Regions from separate parts of the Homo sapiens genome. Here region 2 is linked to region 1. A link is a contact called in ENCODE Hi-C or POLR2A ChIA-PET data. All regions are on one chromosome and are shown on one strand. The core of a region is the stretch at or near the end of the contact, and the rest is flanking DNA. Distances in the headings are between cores, read along the strand shown.

Region 1 (5,647 bases), core at 1-2,500:
CGTAGGAATCTTTCTGACCCATACCGACCATGACGCCCTGCAGAGCCGAGACACCACGCACCCGTTAACGCCGCTCCGGGTGGCACCAGGCTGGCTTACGCGGGGACCCCGAGCCGGCTCCCTCTGCGGAGGGGCAGCCTGACCTGGTGTCGGGGGCGGCCCACGATGGACGGGAACACGGCCCTAGGGGCGTCATCCCCGGCGAAGCCGGCTTTCACCAGGCCGGAGCCATTGTCGCACACGAGGGCGGTGGTCTCGTCTTCGTCGCACATTGTGTCTAGTTTCTGCAAGGACAGGGAGACCGCGAAGAGGCGCGGTGCATCAGCGCAGAAGTCTCAGCGGCAGGGGGGGGTAAGCCTGGCTGGCCCCGACGTCCTCCCTCCCCAGGAACCTAGGGACATCTCCTGCCGGAGCCACTCAAATTCTGCCAGGGCGGCGACCAGGGGTTCTCTTCTCGACCTTTGCCCCGGCTAAGGGCTGCCCTGAACCAGGAAAAGGGGCACAGGGTCGCGAGACCCCACTGAGAAGTCCTCTGTCCACATAGCCAGGGGAACATGTTCCCCAAGACCTGTCTGCCCTCCCTGCCTGACACCTGTTCCAGGAGCTGGACGCTAGTGCCCATCCTCTCTGCGCCTCCCTGACCACATCTGTCACCTAGGGAGATAAGGCCTCAGCACTGCCTGCTTGCTGGGCCAGCGTGAGGGTGGAAGGAGATGCCCATGGGAAAGGCGTTGGCACCCCATCCAGGGAAGAGTGGCCTGTTAGGAACCCTGTGACATTTCAAACTCAGAAAGGGCCTTTTCGCCTGTTGGAAACCCAGAATGGGTGGTCCTGGCTGCTCGCTCATTCGCTCTAGCGCTAGTTTGGAAGGGAACTGCCTTGGCGACAACTAAAGCAAAACCGTTTATCTCCCTAGGCACATCCTACATGCCAGGTAAAGGAGCCCAAAGGGGCTAGAGAAAAATTTGGAGAAGTCTAATTTCCAGAGGCTGACTGTCTTGCCTCCTTTTTAAAGCGCGTGTGGCTCCGGAGACGAGGCACAGCGCTCAGGGCGCAGGCCTGGGGCTGACCAGGTGAACCGACTGGGTTCTGCCCCGGAGTCCTTCAGGTTCCCCTCGGTAGTGCCCTGTCCCCCTGTCCCCTCCCAACTCCTGCCCTACCTGGGCGGGTAGCTACAACTGCTACTCTCGGCTCGGGCCCTGGTCGCCGCGGAGGGGAAGCGAGGCTTCACTTGGCGCTGTCCGCTGCGGTGGCCGCTTGTCCCTCTGCTCAGGTTTTATATAGCCCGCGGGCATTCCCTCCGCGCCACCCCGCAGGAATGTCGCTGCCCTTCTCGAGCCATATTTGGGTGTTGGGCACTAGAGCCCCCTCCCTCGGCCGGTTCGCGGCCTGGGCCCCCGCCCGGGTCCCCTGCGTTGACCAAAGAAGGAGCGGGTTGGCCCGGTCCCAGGTAACGCGGGCCGGGCCGTATATGGAGTGTCTCCCTAGCGGGTTTGCCCCTCCTGACCCGACCCAGTTGCCCGCCGGAGGGGATGGGGTGGGGCGAGGGTCACCGCGTTCGCCGGTGGGTGCATGTGTGCGCCTGCGCTCCGGGAACCGCACCTGTCCCAAAGGCCTCCCCAACCATGTCCACTCTGAGCGCCCTGGGCGCTCGGGAAGGTGCCTGACTGCTGACTTCCAATATTTCAACTCCTCTTCGGGTTCTTTGCTCAGATCCCCAAACTCCCACTTGCGACTACCGGGAAGAGGGAGTCGTGTGGAGTGGTGGGCTTGGGAGGATTGGAGAAGCAGTCACTCCTGAGTCTCAGGAAGGGAAGGAAGGCGAACTCCCTCTCCTTTACGCCCCTGGAACTCCATTTCTCTCTTCCCACCCCCGAGCTCCCTGAATCCAAAAAGCTGAGCCACGTCGACCCCTTCCCCCACCGCACAGAGGGCCACCGGCGGCCGGAGGGCGCGCAGCTGTCGCAGGATAGACAACTGGCGGGGGGAGGCGAGGGCGGAGCGCCGGGGAGGAGGCGCGGGGGCTCCCGGGGATAGGCCTGTCAGGCGCAAAGCCTGAGCACACGGAGCTGTCCGCCTCAGGGACGCGCAGCGCCCTTGGGTCTCCTAAAGGGATTGAAGGGGTGAGGGTTCCCCTCCTGTAGGACGCACTGGCCCCAGGTTTTGGTGGGCTGAGGCCCTCCCCCAGCCTCTTTGGTGGCACTATGTGTGTCCCTCTCCTGGGGCTGAAAGACAAGGGTCACAACCCAGGACTGGCTAGACCTGGAGTGGAGGTGGAGATGGGTGAGGGGCTCTTCCTAGATGAGGCTTAGCTGGTCCTTCCTCCCAATAAATTGGAGGGGGTGGGGGGACAAGGACGCGGCACTCTAGGATGGGTGGCAGTTTTTCCTTCTGCAAAGGCTGAACAAACTCATCTTTATATTTAGAGGATGATGCCTGCCAAGGCCGGGCTGCCTCCCAGTCCACCTTGTAGTCATCATTTACCAGAGCCTGCTGCAGGTTCTATTTATATCACTGATATATGGGGCTATGCCTTTCAGATTTTCTAGAAGGATTTGGAGCTACTTATGGTAAAGTAGAGTGGGGGTCAGCAGAGGTTACCCAGTTGGTGCCTGTCCCTCTCTCTCTCTCTCTCTCTCTCTCTCTCTCTCTCTCTCTCTCTCTCTCTCCTTTTTCCCTAAGACAAGGACAGTTCTAACCTTGTGGAGGGCACAGGAGGAGCAGTCTTCTGTGATGAACTCAGGGACATGCTTTAAGGGGGTACATCAGTGATGTGGTGTGGGCCAGAACAGAATCACTCATTTTTCGGATGTGCTTAAGTGCTCCTAAAATAGTTGCAATTCACTTTTGGTAGTGGAACCCAGCAACTGGGACAGGTGTGGATTCTCTAAAAGGGGGATGGAAGCATATGCGACCCTCCTCTGTAGCCCACATCATGGCAGTTCATCCCAAAAATAAACAAGTATTAACAAAAATGTTCTAGTGAATAAAATGCTACCTTCCTAAAAATGATCAATTAAAAAATAAGGAGTTTGACTAGTATAGGGACTATGCGGTGAGGATAAAGTCTCCTATGGTTCCATATTTAGTTCTTCCAAGTATTTTGGAGAGTAAGTGAATAATTGACAGAACTGTATTTCCTTTTTAACATCCTGTGTCCTCCTGTGTCAGCGAGTAGTGGAGATACTAGAAAAAAACCACTTAGCAAATGAGCTGCATGTAACGTAAGGGGACTAGCTTACATTTGGGCCTTGAAGGTAGGAAATTTGCTGCCGTTCACTGGATACCTCAATATTTGTGCGCATTCCAAAGGAGAATGGGATTGTCACTATTTTTCAAAACTCTTGCTCAGTTCAACTCTTACCTTTCCTTACAGAAAGCTTTTCTAAGCTCAGTCTGTTACATTCAAACCCACACTAAAAGCTGACCATGATTAAAAACACTCACAAGCGAACAGAGACCTGCTAGTACAGCAAACTGTGGGAGATGGCCCCTGAGGTGGCCAGCCAGGCATCTGTTCCCTGCCCACATGATTTGCGGCTGGTTTAAATAGTCCCTGACAGGTCACCACAGGCCACCCTCAGTCCCATTCTGGTCTTGTTGCATTCTCATTGGCTTAGAGAATAGACTGAATGGTGGGTGGCAGAGCCACGTCTCCATACATGTATGTTTTGGGGGAGCGCAGCGGCGCCCTGCTCCGCCTTTTGAGAACTGTCACTAAGTAAAGGTCAGCCATGTAGGGTATGCTTGACAGGGAGTTCCTGCTTCTAAGTTTTCAGGTGCAGCCTCAGCTCTTCATACCCTGACCGGGCCCTTCTGCTACCACTACCCCGGTGTGTTCACACTTCCCTTCTCTCCAATTGTGCCCCTCAACACTCCACACACCCGTACCCCAATCTTGCTCAGTTCCAGTCTTCCTACTGTGTTTCCTATCAATTTAAACAGGAATTGGTAAAACACTTTATAATATGCTTTCGTGTTTCAATTAACCGTTTAACTATCCTAAGGTAAATAAGATAGGTATTACTCATTCCAGTTTTTTTTCTTTTTTAAAGAAAACTGAGGCTTAATGAGCTAAAACACACCCCAGGTTCCACAGCAGCCAGTGGAGGAGACGGGCTTGGGCTGTCCTTCCTTCTACTGCCAGTGGCCAGGGAGGGCAAGGACTGCTGCTTCTCTCTAATCCTCACCAACACTGGGTACAGTTCGAAACAGAACAGGCCCTTGAGGGATCTTTCCCAGTAATGAGCCAAAGACATCCTGACATGAAAAGCCGTAGCTTCCCCAGAAACTCAGCTTTGAGGGGCTGGCTGGGCACTCCAAGTTAGAGATATTCCAGGAACAGGGTAGACAAAGACCAACTCATTCTCACAAGCTACTTAAAAACGTCGGGTCGGCCAGGCGCGGTGGCCCATGCCTGTAATCCCAGCACTTTGGGAAGCCGAGGCTGGTGGATCACTTGAGGTCAGGAGTTCAAGACCAGCCTGGCCAACATGGTGAAACCCCGTCTCTACTAAAAACACAAAAATTAGCCAGGCGTGGTGGTGCACACCTATAATCCCAGCTACTCGGGAGGCTGAGACAGGAGAATCACTTGAACCTGGGAGGCAGAGGTTGCAGTGAGCCGAGATCCCACCACTGCACGCCAGGCCTGGGCAACAGAGAGAGACTCCATCTCAAAAAAAAAAAAAAAAAAAAAGTTGAGTCAACTCCTGGCAGCCCAAAGAAAGGGCTTGGGCTTGGATTTTCTACTTTTTCCTCCTCCTGAAGCTGGTGGTTTTTGCACTCATGGCCACCTCTAAGAACCTGATGATTCATTGGAGCAGTGCCCTCTCTTCAACATTCTTTATACCCAGAATATCATGAACTGGTTAGGAGCTTGCATTCTGGAATCAAGCAGAGCTGCATTTACCTTCCCCTCTGACTGGCTATGTGATCTTGGACAAGTGACTTTCCAGAAAGCATTCTCAACTCACAATACTCCTTAAGACTGATCTGAGGATTAAAACCAGGTGAGAGCTGAGTGCGGTGGCTCACGTCTGTAATCCCAGCACTTTGGGAGGCCCAGGTGGACAGATCACTTGAGGTCAGGAGTTCAACACCAGCCTGGCCAACATGGTGAAACCTGGTCTCTACTAAAAATACAAAAAAATTAGCTGGGCATGGTGGCGGGTGCCTGTAATCCCAGCTACTAGGGAGGCTGAGGCAGGAGAATCTCTTGAACCCAAGAGACAGGCTGCAGTGAGCTGAGATTGCGCTACTGCACTCCAGCCTAGGAACAGAGCAAGACTCCGTCTCAAAAAACCAAAACCAAAACCAAAAACAAAACAACAAACTAGGTGAGTACCTAAGACATATGAAACATTCAGCACATGGTGCCATGTCTTGCTTCCAATGACTAAGGGCTTGGGGCAGGTGCACACAGTGCAGTGGCAGAAAAGGTGAGAAAAGAACATTAAAGTCATTGGCCTGCTCAGTATACACACATCAATGTCACTGCAACTGAGCAAGGAGAGTCAATGTCATGTTCACCGTATTTGGAGGGCATAAAGATTTTTGTACAAAGATTTATTCTAGCATTATTTAAAATGGTCAAAAAAATGTGTCTTTTGAGAGAGAGCTACAGCAAGAGAATAAGGGCTGTTAC
Region 2 (6,268 bases), core at 692-3,191, 140 kb before region 1:
GGGAGGCAGAGGTTGCAGAGAGCTGAGATCGCGCCATTGCACTCTAGCCTGGGTAACGAGCGAAACTCTGTCTCAAAAAAGACAGTTGGATGTGGAGAAGAGCAGACAGTGGGACAGTAACTGAAAAGATGGTGCAGCATATTTCTGTTTTGTGTTTTAAGATGGGCGGTACCAGAGCCAATTTATTTTTATTTTGCTAATAGGAAAAATCCTGAACTCCTGGCTTTTTTTTTTTTTTCTTTCTGTTGCCTGGGCTGGAGTGCAGTGGCATGATCGCTCACCGTCACCTCAAATTCCTGGGATCAAACAGTCCTTCTGTCTCAGCCTCCTGAGTAGCTGGGATTACAGGTGTGTACTGCCATACCTGGCTAATTTTTTGTAGAGACAGGGTCTCTCTCTCTTACCCAGGCTGGTCTCAAACTCCTGGCCTCAAGCAGTCCTCCCTCCTGGGCCTCCTAAAGTGCTGGGATTATAGGTGTCCGGCCACTAATGGGAAAAATCTCACAAAGAGGGTGAGATTGACAATGTAGGGGAAAACATGTATGACCAAAAGACGCCTTCTTGAATGTGAGAGTGGATATGACATACTGGGACACTCAGTTTTCCCGTAGTAATAGGGCAGGGATGCAGGTGGGTGTAGGGCCGTGGTGACTATGGATTCCTGTGGTGACTATGGATTCCACCGCGCCGAGAGGTGGCGAGAACTGGAAGAGATGGAGAAAATTGTGCCAGGGAGTGGGGTAGATGAGGAGCTCGCAGAGAAGTGAGTGGATTGCTGAGCCCCTTAGTGTCCATCTAGGGGGTGGTGCTGGCTTCCGCAGACAGCTCACCCTGCTAGGAGTTCTCAAAGGAGACATCCATCAGAGAGCTGCATCCGCTGTGAAGGAATCTCCTACTTGCCACAGTGATGTGATTTCAGGCAGAATAACCCCTCACATGTATGTTCAAATATCTTTGAATCATTTCTCTTTTAAACCAGTGTCTGTCCCTGTGTTGTGGTTTACAAAGCAAGCATGGGTGTTTTTTCATGGGAAAGTGGGATACAGTAAAGGGTCTCAATTGGTTGAAAGTAAAACCAGTATAATTCTTCCAGGTCCGTGACGAGAAGTTATTACCGAGGCGCGGCCGGGGCTCTCCTCGTCTATGATATCACCAGGTAATGCCAGCTCCCCCTGGTGAAGGAGGGTGCTCAGTGCCCTGCAGCCCAAAGGCTGGTCTTGGCGAGGTGCCCTCCGTGCAGTGTGTGCTTTGTGTGTCCAGGGACGGTGGTGTGGCTGGCATCCAGGAAGCCCCTTAGCCCTTCCATCTGGGGTCTCAGAGGTCTTTGAACGAGCCCCTACCACTGCTTTCCCCTGCAGAGAAATGTGTTTGTAAGGTTTTAGGTGGATAAAGCAATCCATGCTATTACATTACATTTCTTGACATGATGCTTGGACACTTTCCTTAAGGTTCACAAAGCTTTATGTATGGAAAGTTATTAGAAGTGAGTTGAGAGAGGGTGAGGACACAGACTCTGGGCTGAGATTGCTGGGTTCAAATCCCAGTTGCAGTCACTAGCTGATTGACCCTCTCAGGCCAGGTGCTTCAGCTGCCTGGGCCTTAGTTTCCTTGTCTGTAAGATGGAGATAGTAATAATCACATGATCCTCAGGAGGTTATTGGGAGGTTTAAATTAGTTAATGTGAAGCAGTTAGTAGCTGTTTGTGACATATGGCAATTTAACTGAAATAAAAAATTCTGTTCCTCGATTGCACTGGCCACATTTCAGGTCCTCAGTAGCTACATGTGGCTGGTGACTACCATATCAGGACAGATTATAGAACATTCCTATCCATGAGGAAATCACATTCAGCAGTGCTGATCTCAGTAGCACTGTCTTAGAAATGTGTCATCTAAATGGCATCATCTGGGGGCCCTTTCTGGGTAGGAACCTGTCCAGTGAGAGGATGTCACTCAGCAGCCGCTTCCCTCTTCCAATCTGTGTCCCGGGAGCCAGGCGTTCTGAGAGGAGGAAGGCAGTTTCTGGCCCAGCCCTTCCTGCACTTGCCCAGGCAGTGAAAGGCTCAGCCTGCTAAAGTGTGAAGTCATCAATCAGGCTAGCAAAGTGCCATGAGAAGAACTCAATCCTTAGACACATGAGGGCCAAAAATAGTAAGTCTGAGAGTTGGTCCTGGAGTCAGACAGAGCTGGTCAAGTCCTGACTTTGCCACTGGCTGCTGTATGACCTAGGGCAACGTAATTAATCTCTCTGGGCCTTGGATTTCTCAGAGAAAAGGGGAATAATGGCAGTCTGTGTCATGGAATCTTTATAAAGAATCAATGTGATAAAGTCCTGTAAAACAAAGTGCTGGCACATTGCAAGGATTCATTAAGTGGCAGCAATTAGCTATGAAATCTTGCCTACCAGAGTCTAGTGCCTTGCGCATGCTAAGAGCTCAATAGATATTTGTCAATTGAATGAAGGAACATCTCTTTCCTTTTGCCCCATGACTGGGCAAACGAAAAATAACAAAATATCTCACTTGCTGTCTCATTTTACCAGAAACAAAATGGAACAAACTGTGGGTATGGTATATACTTGGTGCATTCACGTTGTCTGAGTTATCTTAAAGGTGTTGGTGCCATTACCCTGAAATGTTGAAAAGCGGTATGAGTAGTGAGAATGACTGGAAAGAGTTGCTAGTTTTATAAAATACATGTATTATTTTCACAATCTTATATTACGCAGCCGAGAAACCTACAATGCGCTTACTAATTGGTTAACAGATGCCCGAATGCTAGCGAGCCAGAACATTGTGATCATCCTTTGTGGAAACAAGAAGGACCTGGATGCAGATCGTGAAGTTACCTTCTTAGAAGCCTCCAGATTTGCTCAAGAAAATGGCAAGTGACCTTTTACTTCTTACTATTTTTCAAATCGCATATTTGAGGATAATAGCATTTCTTTGAATTTAAAACATATATTGGAATTTCAAGATTAAACTAGATTTAGGAAATGTGGAATTTCCAATTGTTTTTTTCTATAAATTAGACCTATTAAGCATATTTTTAGTATATTGCATTCTGCCTGCAGAAGTTACTATAATGATAAAAGCAAATGTAGTAACATTATGTAATGACTTTTCAGTCTAGGGTCTTTGAATATTAGAGATCTTGGGCTAAAGTGAAATTAATAATATTTAAAGACTCTAACCAAATGATGTCATTATTTTTTAATGTATTTTGAAGGAAATTTGGTGAAATATTAACCCAAATAGAAAGGGAAGCGGAAGAAGAAATACTTGGCTTTTTGGCTTCATTTTAAGTCATTTGGTTATAGACAACTTTGAAACTTTTTTGAATTTCCATATAGAATACATGAAAATGCCACATAAAATTAATGGTTGCTTAATTAATGGATAAGAGAATGATTTTTTAAAACTTCAGACATTTTAAATAACTTTAATTTTTAGAACCAAAAACTAGAATCCTAATATCAATATTTGGACTCTAAGATTCCAAATTATATTGTAACTTGACTAGTTTCTTGCTAAGAAAATAAACATGAGAGAAATCCATATGCCATCATGACAGTTTTTAAAAAGCTGTTTAGAAATCAGAAGTTTAGAATGTTAACAAAGATGAAAAGGAATTTAGATGTCATCTAAACTCATTTTTACAAGTGAGGATACAAGAGGCTAGAGAGGCCATGGTTTGCTGAGAGAGCAAGCAGAACAGGCCTTTCTGCTGAGATGAACAGCCACTCTGGTGGGTAGAAAGAGTATTAATTCCTATACTGTCTCTTCATGGGCTGTATGACAGATTGCAATATAGTCCCCTAAAAAGTGTAAACACTTGTAGGTCATATTTGTGGTGACACTCAGATTGTTTGAAGAAGGACATTGCAACTTTCCCTGAAATCAATGGCAGGGCCATTTTGGCAAGCCAGCTCCTTTCTGATGGGCTGTCATTTGGCTGGGGAAGCCTGGTTGCTTGCTCAGCCCCTTCACCAGGTTAAGTGCTAGCACAAGATAGCAGTTACTTTTCAGAAAAGGCTAAAATTCTTTTAACATTTAAAAAACACATAATGACATATATTGATTTTATATTTACAGAAATATATGGTTTTAGGTCATAAATTATATTTCGTCTGCTTTTCTAAGAGAATGCTACACAGGCTTTTGTAAGTGAAAATTATGATCATCTTCTAAACATGACTTTATTTTGTTTGATGTCCATTTTAGAGCTGATGTTTTTGGAAACAAGTGCGCTCACAGGGGAGAATGTAGAAGAGGCTTTTGTACAGTGTGCAAGAAAAATACTTAACAAAATCGAATCAGGTAAAAGCCTTTCCATTAAGCAACTTTTCTTCTGCATATTTTACACTGTAGCTCAGTAGATCACCTTTTAATTAATAGTTTCAGGGTGATTTAGTAAAGAATGTTCTCTCTCTACCTGCCAACCTAAAATCATCACATATGGGTTCAAAGGTCCTGTTCTTATCAGGATGAAAGCCCCATCCTTATCAGGATGGTTTCCATGGTGATGAAAGTGGATGGGCACACCAGCTCAGCTGTGGAAAGGTAGTCAAGGTTTCAGGGAGTGTTTGCATTTAGAACCATAGTCTTTCTTTGGTCCTTCACTAAACGGAGGAAGAATAGGCCTTTGTCCACTCTGTCAACAGCACGCTAATTCTGTTGGGCCAGTGGTCATGTGTAAGGGAGTTATAGGTACATGGTATAGTGTTGATTGTTGCAGATCGGGCATCATGGAACTATGGAGTCCAGAGTAATTTTATTTCTGAAGCTTACTGAGCATGCCTCAATTATAAAATGCCTCATTTTTGTATTTGCTTATTAAAATAATTTAAAATAATCCTAATGTAGGCAGCTGACGAAATACTGTGTAGTTGTCATTTACTAAAGTAACTATATATGGGCATCACCTTTTAATTGATTCATTCAAACATCTGAGTGCCTATTTGTCAGATGCTGGGATACAAAAATGAATAAATCACACCCCTTGCCCCCCAAGAAACTGTCTTTCATGGGAGACAGTCAGAGGATAATTATAATATCACAAGGCTGATGTAGTAGCTGAGAGATGCACAGGCTCAGGGTAACGTGAAGAAGGGGACCTGCCCCAGCCAGAGGATAGAGGAGGTGTCAGGGAGGGCTTTCAGGGGAGGTCTTAGATGAGCTCAGTCTTTCAGAATATAAGGAAGAGTGAGCCAGCAAAGGGAGTGAGGAAGAGGGAATAGCAGGAGAAAAGGTTGAAGAAAGGCAGGAGCCAGCCAGTCCTCATCAAGGATCTAGAACTTTATCTTGTAGATTACCAATTGTCAACCCTGGATGAGCACTAGAGACACTGAGATGCATTAAAAGTTCTAATCCCAGGCTCTGCCTCTGGAGACGCTGAACTAATTGGGCTGAAGTATGGTCGAGGCACCAGTGTTTTTAAATGTTTACTCATGCTGTTCTAATGTTCATCCAAGATTGAGAACCACTGCTGTAGGTGGTGGGTTGTCAGCAGGTGGGTGATGTGATTGGGTTGTGACTTGAGATAAGTCATGTATGTAGGAGGTTATGTTGAAAACAAACTGAAGGGAGGACAGGCCTGGAGGCCAGGATACCAATTATAAGGCATTTTTGAGTAATCCTAGTAAGAGATGACTGATTAATGCTTTAACAAGGATATGGAAGCAGAGATGGAGAGAGAGATGGATCTAAGATATATTTAGGCAGTAGCATCTTATGACTCATATGCCCAATAGTGGGACAGGACAACTGACTCTTAGGTGGGACAAGGTGAGGAGGAAGGGCCAGCAGGGGAGGAGGAACCAAGGATGACTCGCAGCTGTCACACTGGTGTCTCTAGACAGAGATGGGGTGGAGCCAGAGGAGAAGCAGGGAATGTGAGGGAGTAAAGATGGCTCTGTTGCAAATGTGCGGCCTTTGCGGTAACGCTGAGACATGAACATGGAGTTATCTAGTAAGCTTGGGGAAGAGTTCCTGGCTGGCAGTATAAGTTTGGGAACCATCAATATATAGGAACAGCTAAAACTGTGGAAGCAATGTGATCGTCCGGAGAACAGTGTTTAAGGAGAGCAGTGATCAACAGAACCCTGGAGTTGGAGGATGAGCAGAGGAAGAGGAATCTACAAAAAAGATGAAAAAGGAAATGGTCGGAAATGTGTGAAGAAAATCAAGGGAATGTGGGTGTCACTTAAGCCCTAATTATAAGCAAATCAAAGGAGTGTTCATTATGTAATGTAATAGTAACAGAGGGAA

The links. Hi-C counts contacts between places; a loop is a spot of excess contacts on that map. ChIA-PET counts read pairs that join two places held with the same protein, here RNA polymerase II (POLR2A). Pooled maps may share reads with other maps.
Region 2: a map of heart right ventricle shows a loop between it and region 1 (1.8-fold over the local background). The contact joins the enhancer-like site here to the promoter of ACTA1 in region 1. A Hi-C loop is called at or near these places in 2 of 168 maps with a recorded cell type or tissue (heart right ventricle and testis), 1 of 37 single-sample maps with no recorded cell type and 10 of 50 pooled maps. POLR2A ChIA-PET finds 5 or more read pairs at or near these places in 5 of 52 experiments (A673, H1, OCI-LY7 and 2 more).

Annotation. Positions count from the first base shown.
Region 1 is chr1:229,432,844-229,438,490 of GRCh38, forward strand. ACTA1 (actin alpha 1, skeletal muscle) reads right to left here and starts at 1,251. Exons shown (of 7, transcript NM_001100.4): 1 at 1,161-1,251; 2 at 144-284; 3 at 1-37. The coding sequence starts at 272. RefSeq lists silencers at 959-1,253, 4,725-4,925, 5,391-5,470.
Region 2 is chr1:229,294,755-229,301,022 of GRCh38, forward strand. RAB4A (RAB4A, member RAS oncogene family) reads left to right here. Exons shown (of 8, transcript NM_004578.4): 4 at 1,094-1,156; 5 at 2,728-2,882; 6 at 4,223-4,318. Among named protein-coding and RNA genes, the nearest start is that of RAB4A-AS1, 27 kb to the left of the region's middle. Within about 2 kb of position 1,942, at least 5 of the 41 ENCODE cell types and tissues checked have a DNase peak (open chromatin) inside an H3K27ac peak, as active enhancers do.